2 separate regions of the Homo sapiens genome follow, and region 1 is linked to region 2. The links are chromatin contacts, found by Hi-C or POLR2A ChIA-PET in ENCODE. All regions are on one chromosome and are shown on one strand. The core of a region is the stretch at or near the end of the contact, and the rest is flanking DNA. Distances in the headings are between cores, read along the strand shown. Region 1 holds the start of NEURL2 (neuralized E3 ubiquitin protein ligase 2). Region 2 overlaps ADA (adenosine deaminase).

Evidence for each region. A loop is a pair of places that touch in the nucleus more often than their neighbours do. ChIA-PET counts read pairs that join two places held with the same protein, here RNA polymerase II (POLR2A). Pooled maps may share reads with other maps.
Region 1: a pooled map shows a loop between it and region 2 (3-fold over the local background). The contact joins the promoter of NEURL2 here to the enhancer-like site in region 2. A Hi-C loop is called at or near these places in 1 of 50 pooled maps. POLR2A ChIA-PET finds 5 or more read pairs at or near these places in 2 of 52 experiments (GM10248 and HEK293T).

What each region holds. Positions count from the first base shown.
Region 1 is chr20:45,886,046-45,892,457 of GRCh38, reverse strand. It overlaps NEURL2 (neuralized E3 ubiquitin protein ligase 2), which reads left to right and starts at 1,250. Exons shown (of 2, transcript NM_080749.4): 1 at 1,250-2,208; 2 at 3,585-3,824. The coding sequence starts at 1,467. The coding sequence ends at 3,700. It overlaps CTSA (cathepsin A), which reads right to left and starts at 1,123. Exons shown (of 15, transcript NM_000308.4): 1 at 1,079-1,123; 2 at 696-889; 3 at 431-542; 4 at 135-185; 5 at 1-60. The coding sequence starts at 889. SPATA25 (spermatogenesis associated 25) reads left to right here and starts at 4,836. Exons shown (of 2, transcript NM_080608.4): 1 at 4,836-4,922; 2 at 5,313-5,967. The coding sequence starts at 4,868. The coding sequence ends at 5,941. RefSeq lists enhancers at 787-836, 1,076-1,785, 5,124-5,624, 5,625-6,125 and a silencer at 877-1,146.
Region 2 is chr20:44,644,518-44,650,929 of GRCh38, reverse strand. All of the region lies in intron 1 of ADA (adenosine deaminase), which reads left to right. Among named protein-coding and RNA genes, the nearest start is that of ADA, 4.0 kb to the left of the region's middle. RefSeq lists enhancers at 2,372-2,872, 4,261-4,776, 4,710-4,809, 3,625-4,878, 6,030-6,109, silencers at 2,895-3,063, 4,940-5,019 and cis regulatory regions at 3,621-4,216, 4,600-4,627, 5,316-5,874. Within about 2 kb of position 4,674, at least 10 of the 41 ENCODE cell types and tissues checked have a DNase peak (open chromatin) inside an H3K27ac peak, as active enhancers do.

The DNA of each region.
Region 1 (6,412 bases), core at 1-2,500, 1.2 Mb before region 2:
GTCATCGGAGTAGGAGAAGCCCACCCCAGCTGGGGACTCCAGGTATAACACATTGGCAATCTAGAGGGGAGGGAAAAATTAGCTAAATGCCACCCCATCCAAGTGCCCAGACACACCCACAGCTCCAGCTATACCAGATTCCAAGAATAGGGGTTGTACTCCAGGGTGACACCATCTGGCTGGACCTGAGGAGGAAAGAGATGGCTGAGTAAGTCCCAAGGGCCAGCTGGGTGGAGGGAAAGGGCCACCATGAGAGGCACTTTACATGTGGGTAAAACCTCTGAGAGGTACAGGCAGCAAAGCCAATGGCATAGAGGAAAATCCCGAGGCTTAGAAGGAAGGAAACTTTTTGGAAAATCACAAAGCCCCTCTCTCGCTTTCCCCAGCCTTTTACTTTGGGAACTGTGCTTTCCCCCTGCTGTCCACTCACCAGGAAGGGGCCATGCTCTGTGAGGAGCCCATCTAGTGAGCTGCAGCCGGGACCCCCATTGAGCCAAAGCACCACAGGGCTGTTCTCGGGATCCTTCTGGGACTCCACAAACCTGGGAGGGGGGTCAGGGCAGGGTTGGCGCAGTTGGAGGGGCCCTTTCCAGCCCTCCCGGCTCCCAGGCATCCTCAGGGGTCTGCAGAACTACCCCCCATCCCTCATCCGTCATCTCTTCTCCCAATCCCGCCCAGAAGGCAGGGCGGCAGACCAGTAGTGGAGGTGCTTGGAGCCGGAGCCTTTGAGGTAGCCGGAGTACTGGCGGAAAGACGGCTGCTTGGCCAGCCCGGGGAGGCGCTGGATCTCGTCCTGGTCGGGGGCTGCCTCGCCTCGGGACGCCCAGGACACTAGCAGCAGCAGCAGCAGCAGCAGCAGGAACAGCGGCGGCGGCGCGGCTCGGATCATCTACGGGAGGCAGCAGAGGGGCTGTTGACTCGCTCCTCAGCGCTTCCGTGCAGCAGCCCCCGGGGAGTTGCTGGCGGCGCCTCCGCGAGGGAAGCCCCGGCCCCAGCGCCAGCTCCCACCCGCGAGCCTCCTCTGCCGCGCACCGATCCCGGGCTCGGGGATCCCCTCCAGCCTCCGGTGCCAGCTCACCTCTGCTCCCCCGCGTCCTTGCTCTCCAGGAGGCGCCCGGGGACTGGAAGTCATGTGTACGAGTCACGTGAACTCCGGCGCCACGTGACAGTCTTCCTCCCGCCCCTTCTTTGGTCCCTACGGACCTGGGGGGCGGTGGCGGTCAATGCCGGGTCAAGGTCCGCGGGCCTCGCAGATCGTAGCCCGGGCGCACGCGATCAGATGATCCTGTTGTGGACGGCTAAGTTGTAGGCGGGATGGCTGAGAAAGCGGCGCTAGGACCCCCGGGCAGAGGCTCGGGGAAGGGAGTCAGGGGGGAAATGCCTTACAAGGTCGCCTTGCGGTCACCATCATTGCCCGCCGCCCAAAATAGCCCCCGGCGCCAGCTGGCCTGCCCTATGGCCGAGAGATGGCTGCTGCCTCCGAGCCCGTGGATTCGGGTGCACTCTGGGGACTCGAGCGCCCGGAGCCCCCTCCCACCCGCTTCCATCGGGTGCACGGTGCCAACATCCGCGTGGACCCCTCTGGGACGCGGGCCACACGCGTGGAGAGCTTCGCCCACGGCGTGTGCTTCAGCCGCGAGCCGCTGGCCCCGGGCCAGGTCTTCCTGGTCGAGATCGAGGAGAAAGAGCTGGGCTGGTGCGGACATCTGCGTCTCGGTCTGACCGCGCTGGACCCCGCCAGTCTGGCCCCCGTTCCCGAGTTTTCTCTGCCCGATCTGGTCAACCTGGGCCACACCTGGGTCTTCGCCATCACGCGCCACCACAACCGCGTGCCCCGGGAGGGCCGCCCGGAGGCGGAGGCAGCGGCCCCCAGCCGACCTCCAACCCTCCTCGTGGAACCATATCTGCGCATTGAGCAGTTTCGCATTCCCCGGGACCGCCTGGTGGGCCGCAGCCGGCCAGGGCTCTACAGCCATCTCTTGGACCAGCTCTATGAGCTGAACGTGCTGCCTCCGACCGCGCGCCGTAGCCGCCTGGGTGTCCTCTTTTGCCCGCGCCCCGATGGCACGGCCGACATGCACATCATCATCAACGGCGAGGACATGGGCCCGAGCGCCCGGGGACTGCCAGCTGCGCAGCCCCTCTACGCGGTGGTGGACGTGTTTGCTTCCACAAAGAGCGTGCGCCTTGTCCAGCTCGAGTATGGCTGTAGGTATCCCTGGGCAGCGACCCCTCCTGGCTCAGTGTGGGGACTGGAATCTACTAGGGCTCCGTAGCCCATGTGCTAGGCCTTCGTCTGTCCGGCACTAGTTTAAGAGTGGGAGAATCTAGCTTCAAATTGCACCTCTGCTTGTGATCTTGCACAAGCCTCTACATGGTTTTGGGCCTTGGTACCTATCTTGGTTGATTGATTAAGATGCCCTACAAGTTCCCTTTTAGTTTTGATAGTGTTTCCTGTATTCACCTAGGGCAGGGATTCTAAACCAATTTTAGATATTAGGGGCCTCTTTGAGAATTGTTTGCCCTTTTCTTAGAAACATGCTTGGCCGGGCACAGTGGCTCACACCTGTAATCCCAGCACTTTGGGAGGGGGAGGCAGGCAGATCACTTGAGGCCAGGAGTTCGAGACCAGCCTGGCCAACATGGTGAAAGCCTGTCTCTACTAAAAATACAAAAAGTAGCTGGGTGTGGTGGCATGTGCCAATAATCCCAGCTATTCAGAAGGCTGAGGCAGGAGAGTCACTTGAACCCGAGAGGTGGAGGTTGCAATGAGCCGAGATCTCACCAGTGCACTCCAGCCTAGGCAACAGAGCAAGACTCTGAAAAAAAAAAGAAAGAGAGAGAGAGAGGAAGAGAGAGAAAGCAAGCAAGCAAGCAAGCTAGCTAGCTCAAGCCTGGGCAACAAAGTGAGACCCCATCTGTACAAAAAATTAAATAATTATCTGGGCATGGTGGTGCATGCCTGTAGTCCCAGCTATTTGGGAGGCTAAGGCAGGAGGATCGCTTGAGCCCAAGAATTGAAGGCTGCAGTTCACTGAGCACTGCACTTCAGCCTGGGTGACAGAGCAAGACCCTCTCTCTTTAAATAAAAAAAAAAAAAGAAAGAAAAGAAAGAAACATGCTCATAGACTTGGGCATATTGGCTATTGGCTTCGAGGCATAACAAACCCCAGACTGAGAGCTTCTTAATGCTGAGTATGATTCATTATAGCCCTGGTAAGCATTGCAGTTATACCTCTCATCACATTTCATGAACTCAATGCACCAGAACCCTCTTTGTGCCAGGCCTGTGCTGGAGGCTTCAGTTGCACAGGCAAATCAGACACTACCCCTGCCCCCAGAAGCTGCTAAGTGAATGGGGAAGGGATTGTGCTAAGTGTTATGATATAAACAGGGCTGCAGCTTTGTGGCAGCTCTCAGGAAGAGGTGCTTCTCTCAGCCCCATGAAGCAGGCTGGGCCCAGAGAGCAGTAAGGACTTGCCCACATTTAATGACAAAGTGGGGACCATGACCTAGACCTTCTGGATCTTGGCCTCAGACCCACCCTCCAGTTCAGTTTGCCTTTCACAGTCTTCTTCCCACAGTGCCATCCCTGCAGACTCTGTGCCGCCTAGTGATACAAAGGAGCATGGTGCACCGGCTGGCCATTGATGGGCTCCACCTGCCCAAAGAACTTAAGGATTTCTGCAAGTATGAGTGAAGACCCACAGTGCACCAGAGCACAGCTGCATCCTGGAGCCCCAGACCTGTGGCTGGCTGGTCCGAAGTTGGCCACATTGCTGCCAGCCAAGACCAGAAATAAACAGCCGATGCTGACATCTTGATCACTGGAAGGTCTCCTTGCCCCTACAGCCTATGAGAGTCACTTCGTTTAGAATCACTGCAGGTCAGCAGGTCGGAGCAAAAGAGCAGGGGTCCCTAGGCTGGCTGCTTGTTAGAGTCATCTTAGGATATGTAAAGAGTGCTGGTGTCCCACATCCCATCCCTAGGGATTCGTATTTGATTTGTTGGGAAATTAGGCCTAGACATTGTGTTTTGTAAAAGCTTCTCAAGAGATTCTCATGTACAGCCAGGGTTGAGAAGTATGTCCCTAGAAAAAAGGTTCCAACTTTGTCATATATTATAATCACTTGAGGAATTTTGAAAAATACCAATACCTGGCCTGTAATCCCAGCACTTTGGGAGGCCGAGGTGGGCAGATCACTTGAGGTCAGGAGTTTGAGACCAGCCTGGCCAACATGGTGAAACCCTGTCTCTACTAAAAATACAAAAGTTAGCCAGGTGTGGTGGCAGGTTCCTGTAGTCCCAGCTACTCGGGAGGCTGAGGCAGGAGAATTGCATGAACCCAGGAGGCAGAGGTTGCAGTGAGCTGAGGTCTTGCTCCTGCACTCCAGCCTTCCAGTCATGGCGACAAAGTGAGACTCTGTCTCAAAAAAAGAAAAAGAAAAATACCAATACTGGGTCTGACCCGAAGTCTTACTCTACAAGGCACGAAGCACTTGGCTCCTGTGTTTCCATCTCTGGTCATCTGCTTCCATACAAATGATCTCATTTCATCCTCAAAACTCCTAATGAGGTAGTGGGCAGTCATCAGACACACTTTACAGATAAGGATATCAAGGAACAAAACTATCTGGGTGACTCGTTCAAGGTTAGGGCAAGAACCTAGAACACCCAGCTCCTGGTCTGGTGCTCTTTTAACCTCATCCTATTGTCATGTCCAGGTTCTAGAATGAATAGGTCAACGCTGTAAAGTGGATTCCAAGTGTGAAGGGGAGGGTCTATGAGGTGACATTCTAGAAGGGTGAAGAAGGGAGGACAGGCGGCAGATCACTATTCCCTCACAAACCGGGGCTTTGGGGAAGCCATGTCCTACTTCAGGACTCCACAAACTCATCCAGGTCCTCTGCCTTCCGGCCAAGGTGAGCGGGGGGCACCTGCAATTGGAGGGAGTGCGGCAGCTTCCCCTGAGAAGTTGCTTTCTGGCTCTGGGGAGGTGGCGGTTCTGCTGGGCATTTGGGGGCTGGCCCTAGAATCAATTCTTTTAGAAGAAAAGCCATTCCAAACATCCTTGCCAATCAATAACTACCCGCTTGCTCACTATTCATTAATTCAACAAACGCTTCTCCATCACCTACTCCGTGTTGGGGACTGGGAGTGTGGATATGAGTAACACCTAGTTCCCAACCTCTAGACAGTCCGCTGGGGCTGGTCTTAGTTACGCCCCCAAGCTCTGCTCCCATGCCCTGCCCCTCAGGGCCCCCTCCTCAAAGAACTGAGAATAACGTTCCATTTCATTCCTGTCTCTGCAGGTGGGGCTGCTTCTCCAGGCTTGTCCCTTGGCCTCTGTAGTCCTGTAGAGCCAGTGGTGGTGGCCTCTGGTGGAACAGGCCCACTGAGCCAGAAAGCTGAGCAGGTGGCACCTGCTGCCCAGGCCTGGGGCCCAGCCCTGGCAATGCCACAAGCCAGGGGCTGCCCTGGGGGGACTAGCTGGGAGACACTACGGAAGGAATACAGCCGAAACTGCCACAAATTCCCGCATGTGAGGCAGCTGGAGAGCTTGGGCTGGGACAATGGCTACTCCAGAAGCAGAGCCCCTGACCTGGGTGGCCCCAGCAGGCCTAGGCCCCTGATGCTGTGTGGGCTGTCACCACGGGTTCTACCGGTACCCTCTGAGGCAGTGGGGAAGGAGGCCAGCTCCCAGCCTGATATCTGCATCCTCACCCTCGCCATGATGATCGCTGGCATCCCCACCGTGCCCGTCCCAGGAGTTCGGGAAGAGGACCTGATCTGGGCCGCTCAAGCTTTCATGATGGCCCATCCGGAGCCAGAGGGTGCTGTGGAGGGGGCGCGGTGGGAGCAGGCACATGCCCACACAGCCTCTGGGAAGATGCCCCTAGTGAGATCTAAAAGGGGCCAGCCTCCTGGCTCCTGCTTGTAGATGGATGAAATAGCACCAGATATGTAGGGTGGTTTCTCCGTATGGTTCTTGGGCAGACAGGGTTGGGAGGAGGGCCTATGGCAGGGATGGGGATAGAGCTGGTGGTTGAGCCATTCTGACAAATTCCAGTCCTTCATCAGGGACTTCCAGACCCTAAAGTTTCTCCAGATACCACTAAGACAGGAGATAGGTTTTGTCAGGTAGATACAATGGAAATTATCTGAGGTAGGGGCCCCTGCTTGGAGAGTTAAGGCTGCTTTTATGTTGTTTTGAAGACTTGATCAGAATTTTTTTTTTTTTTGAGATAGGGTCTCACTGTGTCACCAATGCTGGAGTGCAGTGGCACAATCACAGCTCACTGCAGCCTCAACCTCCTGGGCTCAAGTGATCTTCCTACCTCAGCCTTCCTGAGTAGCTGGGACTACAGGCACGTGCTACATCCAGCTAATTTTTGTATTTTTTGTACAGAAG
Region 2 (6,412 bases), core at 3,425-5,924:
CGCCCACCAGCTGTGGCGTCTTGGGACTGTTGGGGTCAGGGAGGGTCTGGACCCCCTTGGCCTGTCGCAGAGTCCGAGAGGAGGGGCCCAGGAGTCTGCCAAGCAGGGTGAGTCAGCCAGTAGGGTGTGAGAGTGGTTGGGGAAGGAGTCAGCTGCAGTCAGCCTCAACTTACCCTTCTAAGAAATAGGTGTGAGTGGCCCAGGAGGTTGGCTCACGCCTGTAATCCCAGCACTTTGTGAGGCTGAGGCGGGAGGATCATTTGAGTCCAGGAGTTTGAGACTAGCCTGGACAACAAAACTAGACCCCGTCTCTCCAAAAAATAAAAAAAGTTAGGGGAAGTGTGTGTGGTGGTGCACTCCCGTAGTCCCAGCTACTCAGGAGGCTGAGGCGGGAGGATCGCTTGAGCCCAGGAGGTTGAGGCTGCAGTGAGGTGTGATGGTGCCACTGCACTTCAGCCTGGGAGACAGAGCGAGACCCTGTCTCAAAAAAAAGAGAAGAAAAAGAAAAGAAAAGAAATAGGTGTGAATGATGATGACAGCTATCACAAAAGTGCCGGTGAGAATCCAGTGAGTGTGCATGTGTCAGTGAGGGAGACAGGCTGTGGAGAGCCCACCTACCTTCTGAGGAGGGTGAGGCCTGGCCCCCACTACTGATGCCCCCAGCCCAGGGAAAATGCTCAGCTACTCCCCGTCAGAAGCTGGAAGCACTGAGGTGCTGTACAAGCCCTCCTACCCCCACCCCTGCCTCCTTCACGTCTTACTGGAGCTGGGGCCCATGATTGGCGCCTCCCCTTTGCAGTCTTTTTATTAAATGCTCTGGGCTCCCTCTGCCCTTGGGCTGGGGACCCACTGTACCCTGATGTGAATCCTATGGCAATAGCAAAGCTCTTTGATTGGCGGGGTGCAGTGGCTCACGCCTATAATCCCAGCACTTTGGGAGGCAAAGGTGGGTGGATCATGAGGCCAGGAGTTCGAGACCAGCCTGGCCAACATGGCAAAACCCCATTTCTACTAAAAATATAAAAAATTAGCTGGGCATGGTGGCGGGCGCCTGTAGTCCCAGCTACGCAGAAGGCTGAGGCAGGAGAATGGCATAAACCCAGGAGGTGGAGCTTGCAGTGAGCCGAGATCTCGCCATTGCACTCCAGCCTGGGTGACAGAGTGAGACGCTGTCTCAAAAAAAAAAAAAAAAAAAAAAAGGCTCCTTGATTGCGAACATGTTGGGAGTTATGGAGAGAACAGCAGGGCCCACTTCTAGAGCACTTGTTGCAGACACCCATTGGATCCTTGCAGTTCTTCTGTAACAGCCCATCAAGGGAGGGGCTCATATTATTATCCCCATTTTTTGGCCTTGCTCAGTCCTCCCATCTGATTCAAGCTGGCAGATCATTTTCCCTATTGGGACCTCAGTGTCCACACCTGGAGGATGGAACATCAGCTGCTTATGTGGGTGTCCCGTGTCCTGAGTCCCAAGGCCACAAGGTGATGCTTGAGAGTGAAGGTAGAATGTTACCTGCCATGTGTTTGAGGCGTGACAAATCTTGTATGATTGTGAGGAGGAACTTGTGTGAGCTGGCAGGAGAAGTGGGAAGGAGTGTGAATCTCAGAGCCACTGTGACCAGAGCCAGCTCCCTGCCCTCTTGTGGGAGGGACAGATGACAGTTATAATTATTAGCATTACTAGCTGCAGCTAATGGAGTGTTGATGTTTCTGTGCCAGGCACCGTTCTAAACACATTATCTGCATTTTTTATTTAATCCAGGCACAGAGAGGTTAACTAGGCCCAAGATCACACAGCTAGGAAATGTCCAATCTGGGGTTTGAGTCCAAGGGAGGCTGGCTTCGAAATCCCATGCCTCTAACCATCTTTCCTAAACTACCTCTGCAGAAGCCTTTGGGGATAGAGGTGCCAGTGCCCCAGGTGCAAACCTCCTGAGACAGGAGCCTTTGCTGTGTCCTTCAGCTTCTCATACCTGCCACCAGCTGAGGCCTGGGACCTGGTCAGCTAGAAGAAAGCAGAGCAGGGCAGCGCTTTTCAAACTGCACTCAAGTGGCCTGACTTTTAATGTTCACACTGTGATTCTGTGTGGGTCGGGTTGGGGCCTGCGATGCTGCACTGCTGACCAGCTCCCAGGAAATGCTAATGTCAACGATCCAGGAACACACTTTGCTTAGCAAGGCCCTAGGCAGCTGCCTTCTGTTGTGCGGGACCCCTATTGACTCCAATGGATATAGCACCAGGTTCAAGAGGCTACCTTCTTTGGAAGAGGTAGCAAACAAGATACGGGGTTTTACTGGGGGCTTAGACACAGGGAAGAGAGTCCAGTGGCGGCAGACTGAGCAGAAGAACCGCAACCACTTGCAAATCATGCAGTTTATGTAGCATTTTCATTTAACACCTTCTCCCAACCATCTCCACCTAGTAACCTTCATTTAACCCAAAACAAAGGGCCTCGGTCCCTATACCCCTGTATGGTCAGTGTCCCGTGGGAATGGGGTGGGGCTCAGATGTTCCTCATAGATAACGACTGGATCTCCAGGTTGGCCACTCTTGGATTCCTTCGCTCAGAACTCTGAACACCCATTCAAGTGTGCCTGCCATGCAGGGTCATCGTCAGGGGATGCCCAAGTCAAGTTTGCCCTGTCGGGTGTGCCTCCCATACCCCCACCTGGTTTGACTTAGCACCTGCTGGGCACTGGAAGAAGTGGAAAGGGGGGTTGCAGGGGTGGCCCTTATCAGCCTATGTTCACAGGTGGCACCAGGCACTCAGGCATTCTGCATCCTGGAGGCCAGTGCTGATCACATGCCTGTTACAATAATCATAACAATAGCTGTCCTTGAAGTAGTCCTGGGTACCAGGTGCCTTCAGTGACTTTTTCTTTTTTGCCAGAATCTCACTCTGTCGCCCAAGCTGGAGTGCAGTGGCAAGATTTTGGGTCCCTGCAACCTCTGCCTCCTGGGTTCATGCGATCCTCCTGCCTCAGCCTCCCAAGTAGCTGGGACTACAGGCGTGTGCCGCAGTCTCACTCTGTTGCCCAGGCTGGAGTGCAGTGGTGTGATCCTGGCTCACTACAACCTCCACCTCCCGAGTTCAAGCCATTCTTCTGCCTCAGCCTCCGGAGTAGCTGGGATTACAGGCGTCCACCACCACGCCCGGCTAATTTTTGTATTTTTAGTAGAGACAGGGTTTCACCACGTTAGCCAGCTGGTCTCGAACTCCTGATCTCAGGTGATCCTCCCACCTTGGCTTCCCAAAGCGCTGGGATTACAGGTGTGAGCCACTGTGCCCGGCTAGTAACTTTTATCTCACGGAATCCTCTGGACGACTTGACAAGGCATGGGTCTTCATCCCCATTTACAGATGAAGAAACTGAAGCTTAGGGAGTGGAGGGACTTGCCAGGGCTACACAAAATCTGAGAGCCTTGAAGCTGTAGACTGGCAAGTGAACAGGTACAGGCTGGGACAGCAGTTTCTTTCTTTTTTTCTTTTTTTAGACAGAGTTTCGCTCTTGTTGCCCAGGCTGGAGTGCAATGGCACGACCTCGGCTCACTGCAACCTTCGCCTCCCAGGTTCAAGTGATTCTTCTGCCTCAGCCTCCCAAGTAGCTGGAATTACAGGCATGCACCACCATGCCCGGCTAATTTTTTGTATTTTTAGTAGAGACGGGGTTTCTCCTTGTTGGCCAGGCTGGTCTCGAACTCCCGACTTCAGGTGATCCGCCCACCTCAGCCTCCCAAAGTGCCGGGATTACAGGCATGAGCCACCGCACCCGGCCAAGGGACAGCAGTTTCTAAACTGTCCCTCTCTGATGCAGAGGGGAATTGGGGCTAAATCAGCAATGTGCCTTTTCTGTCTCATATTTGAATGTCTACTCTGCACGAGGCGCTGTCCTGCTTTGCATACAGTGACTCATTTAATGTTTATGTCAGCCCTCTGAGGAAGGTCCTGTCCTATTATTAACTTCACTTATTATGAGGAAACTGAGACTCAGAGAGGGGAGGGAACTTGCCAAAGTCACACAGCTGGCAAGCAGCAGAGCTAGACTTGAACCCAGATCTGCCTGCACTCAAGTAGAAGCTGTTCATTGCTTTGCTCATTTGCCAATTCCACTTTATGCAAAAAAGAGGGGGCAGTGTGGGGGGAAGAGTTAGAATCAGGGTGGCAGGGTGGGCCAGTGCATTAGCCCTGGGCTTCAGATGTACTGGGGTTGAATTCCTGCCTGCCGCTTAGCAGCTAGGGTACCTCAGGTAGACAACTCCTGAAACTCAGCTTCCCCCTCTGTAAAATGGGGTGACAAAACCAAGATCTTGGGGTTCTTGGGGAAACTGACATGCTGATTGGTTTTTGTACAGTGCCTGGCTGGTAACAGCAGGCCCTCAGGGGTGCGTTTCCTTCCTGGGGACTGGAGTGGGGGTTGCAGTAGACTCTGGGAGGCCTCTCCAGCTGCAGAATCTCCCTCCTCCCTCCTCCTTTTTGTCTTCCTGACACAAAACCCACCAGCTGCACTTCTTTGGGCTTGCAGTGGCTTTCAGTTACCAGAGCCACCTGTTAAAACAAAAATGTGCCTAGGAAGAGCCTGCCTTACCCATTTTGACTCACATGGCAGTTGGTGGTGGAGGGGAACAAAGGAGACTGAGTTTCATCGAAGCCTTTTGCTTCGGAGGAGGAAGGGAGGATCAGAGAGAGGAAGTGGTCTGTGTTCACACAGGGAGGCAGGGGAGGCCAGGCAGCTTCCCAATCCTGCATTCAACCTCAGGGTGGGCTTGACCTGGGTGGCTGGGGGCCCTGTGATCCAGGAGAGACTTGTCCACCTGCTCAGGTGTCTTGAAGGGGTCCCTGTGGTACCCCCTGGGGCGGGGCAAGGTAGTAGGACCATGGTCTGGCTGGGGAGGTGGAGAGGAGCAGGCTGTGGGCGCAGAGTGAGGTTGGAATCTGTATTTACCCAAGGTGTTGGGGGTAGGCTTGCCCTCAGCCCTTAATGTTCTCAGGCCCCTGAGCAGTTGTGGGGGATAACCTCTGCACTCCTAGTGACCAGGGAGCTAGAACAGCAAGGAATTTGAACTTGGACACCAGCTGGGGTCAGGCTCTCTGGGTCTGAGTCCTGATTTCCCACTTTCCAGCTAGAGGAGCTTGAATGAGTCATTTAACTTCACGGTGCCTCAGTTTCCCCTCTCTAAAATGAGAATTATACCCATACCCACCTCTCAAACACCAAGTGCAGGCCTGGCTCAGAGCAGGTGCTGCAGCAATAGCTGCCATTGGTCAGCATCATCATCATGGTTGGTAATGGTCCTACTTTGACTTTTGAGACAGAGTCTCACTCTGTCGCCCAGGCTGGAGTGCAGTGGTGCAATCTCGGCTCACTACAACCTCTGCCTCCCGGGTTCAAGTGATTCTTCTGCCTCAGTCTCCCAAGTAGTTGGGATTACAGGTGTGCGCCACCATGCCTGGCTAATTTTTGTGTTTTTAGTAGAGACAGGGTTTCACCATGTTGGCCATAACAATGGCTGTCCTTGAAGTAGTCCTGGGTACCAGGTGACTTCAGTGACTTTTTTTTTTTTTTTTTTTTTGAGCTGGAGTCTTCCTCTGTCACCCAAGCTGGAGTGCAGTGGCACGATTTTGGCTCACTGCAACCTCTGCCTCCTGGGTTCATGCGATCCTCCTGCCTCAGCCTCCCAAGTAGCTGGGACTTGGGATACACTTGCCCCCGCTGGTCCTCCCTTCCACCTCTGTGAAGAGGAGGTCTCAAACTCCTGGCCTCAAGTGATCCACCCACCTCAGCCTCCCAAAGTGCTGGGATTTCAAGAGTGAGCCACCGCACCTGGCCCCTGTTTAGATGTTAGCATCAGTGACCCAGCACCTTGCTATGTGGCATGCAGGGAGCGTGCTGCTAGACCTCCGGGTTTAGAGTCAAATAGCTTCCTGGCTGTGGTATGCATTAGACTTTCTAACTCAAGGTCCTCCCACTCTCTGAGCCTCAGTCTTGTTGCCTTTAAAACGAGTTTAAGTGTGCTGAGTCCCTATGCTGTGGCTCCACAGGAATTTCCCCAGGTGGAAGACACATCTTGCCTTCTGTGAAACCTCTCAGCAGCAGAGCTGTCAGGCCCCGTCAGCAGGAGACACTGTGGGGACTGCTCAGTCCCTTCCACTGTGTACCTCGGAGCTGGCGGAGCCTAGATGAGGCTGAGCATAGAGGGCTTCCTGGAGGAAGTGGAGCTGAAACAGTTTCTCAGCCCAGGGCTGCTCTGTCTCCTGGCCTCACACTAAAAGTCAGTTGAGAGGCCATAGTGGCATAAGTCACTGACCCTGGCACTGCCCAGCTCATCACCAAAAGCAGGGCTAGGGAGGGAGGGGACATTCGATTGGCAGTGGGCACCTGTGGCTCATCTGGGTTCTGGCCACGGTGCTCA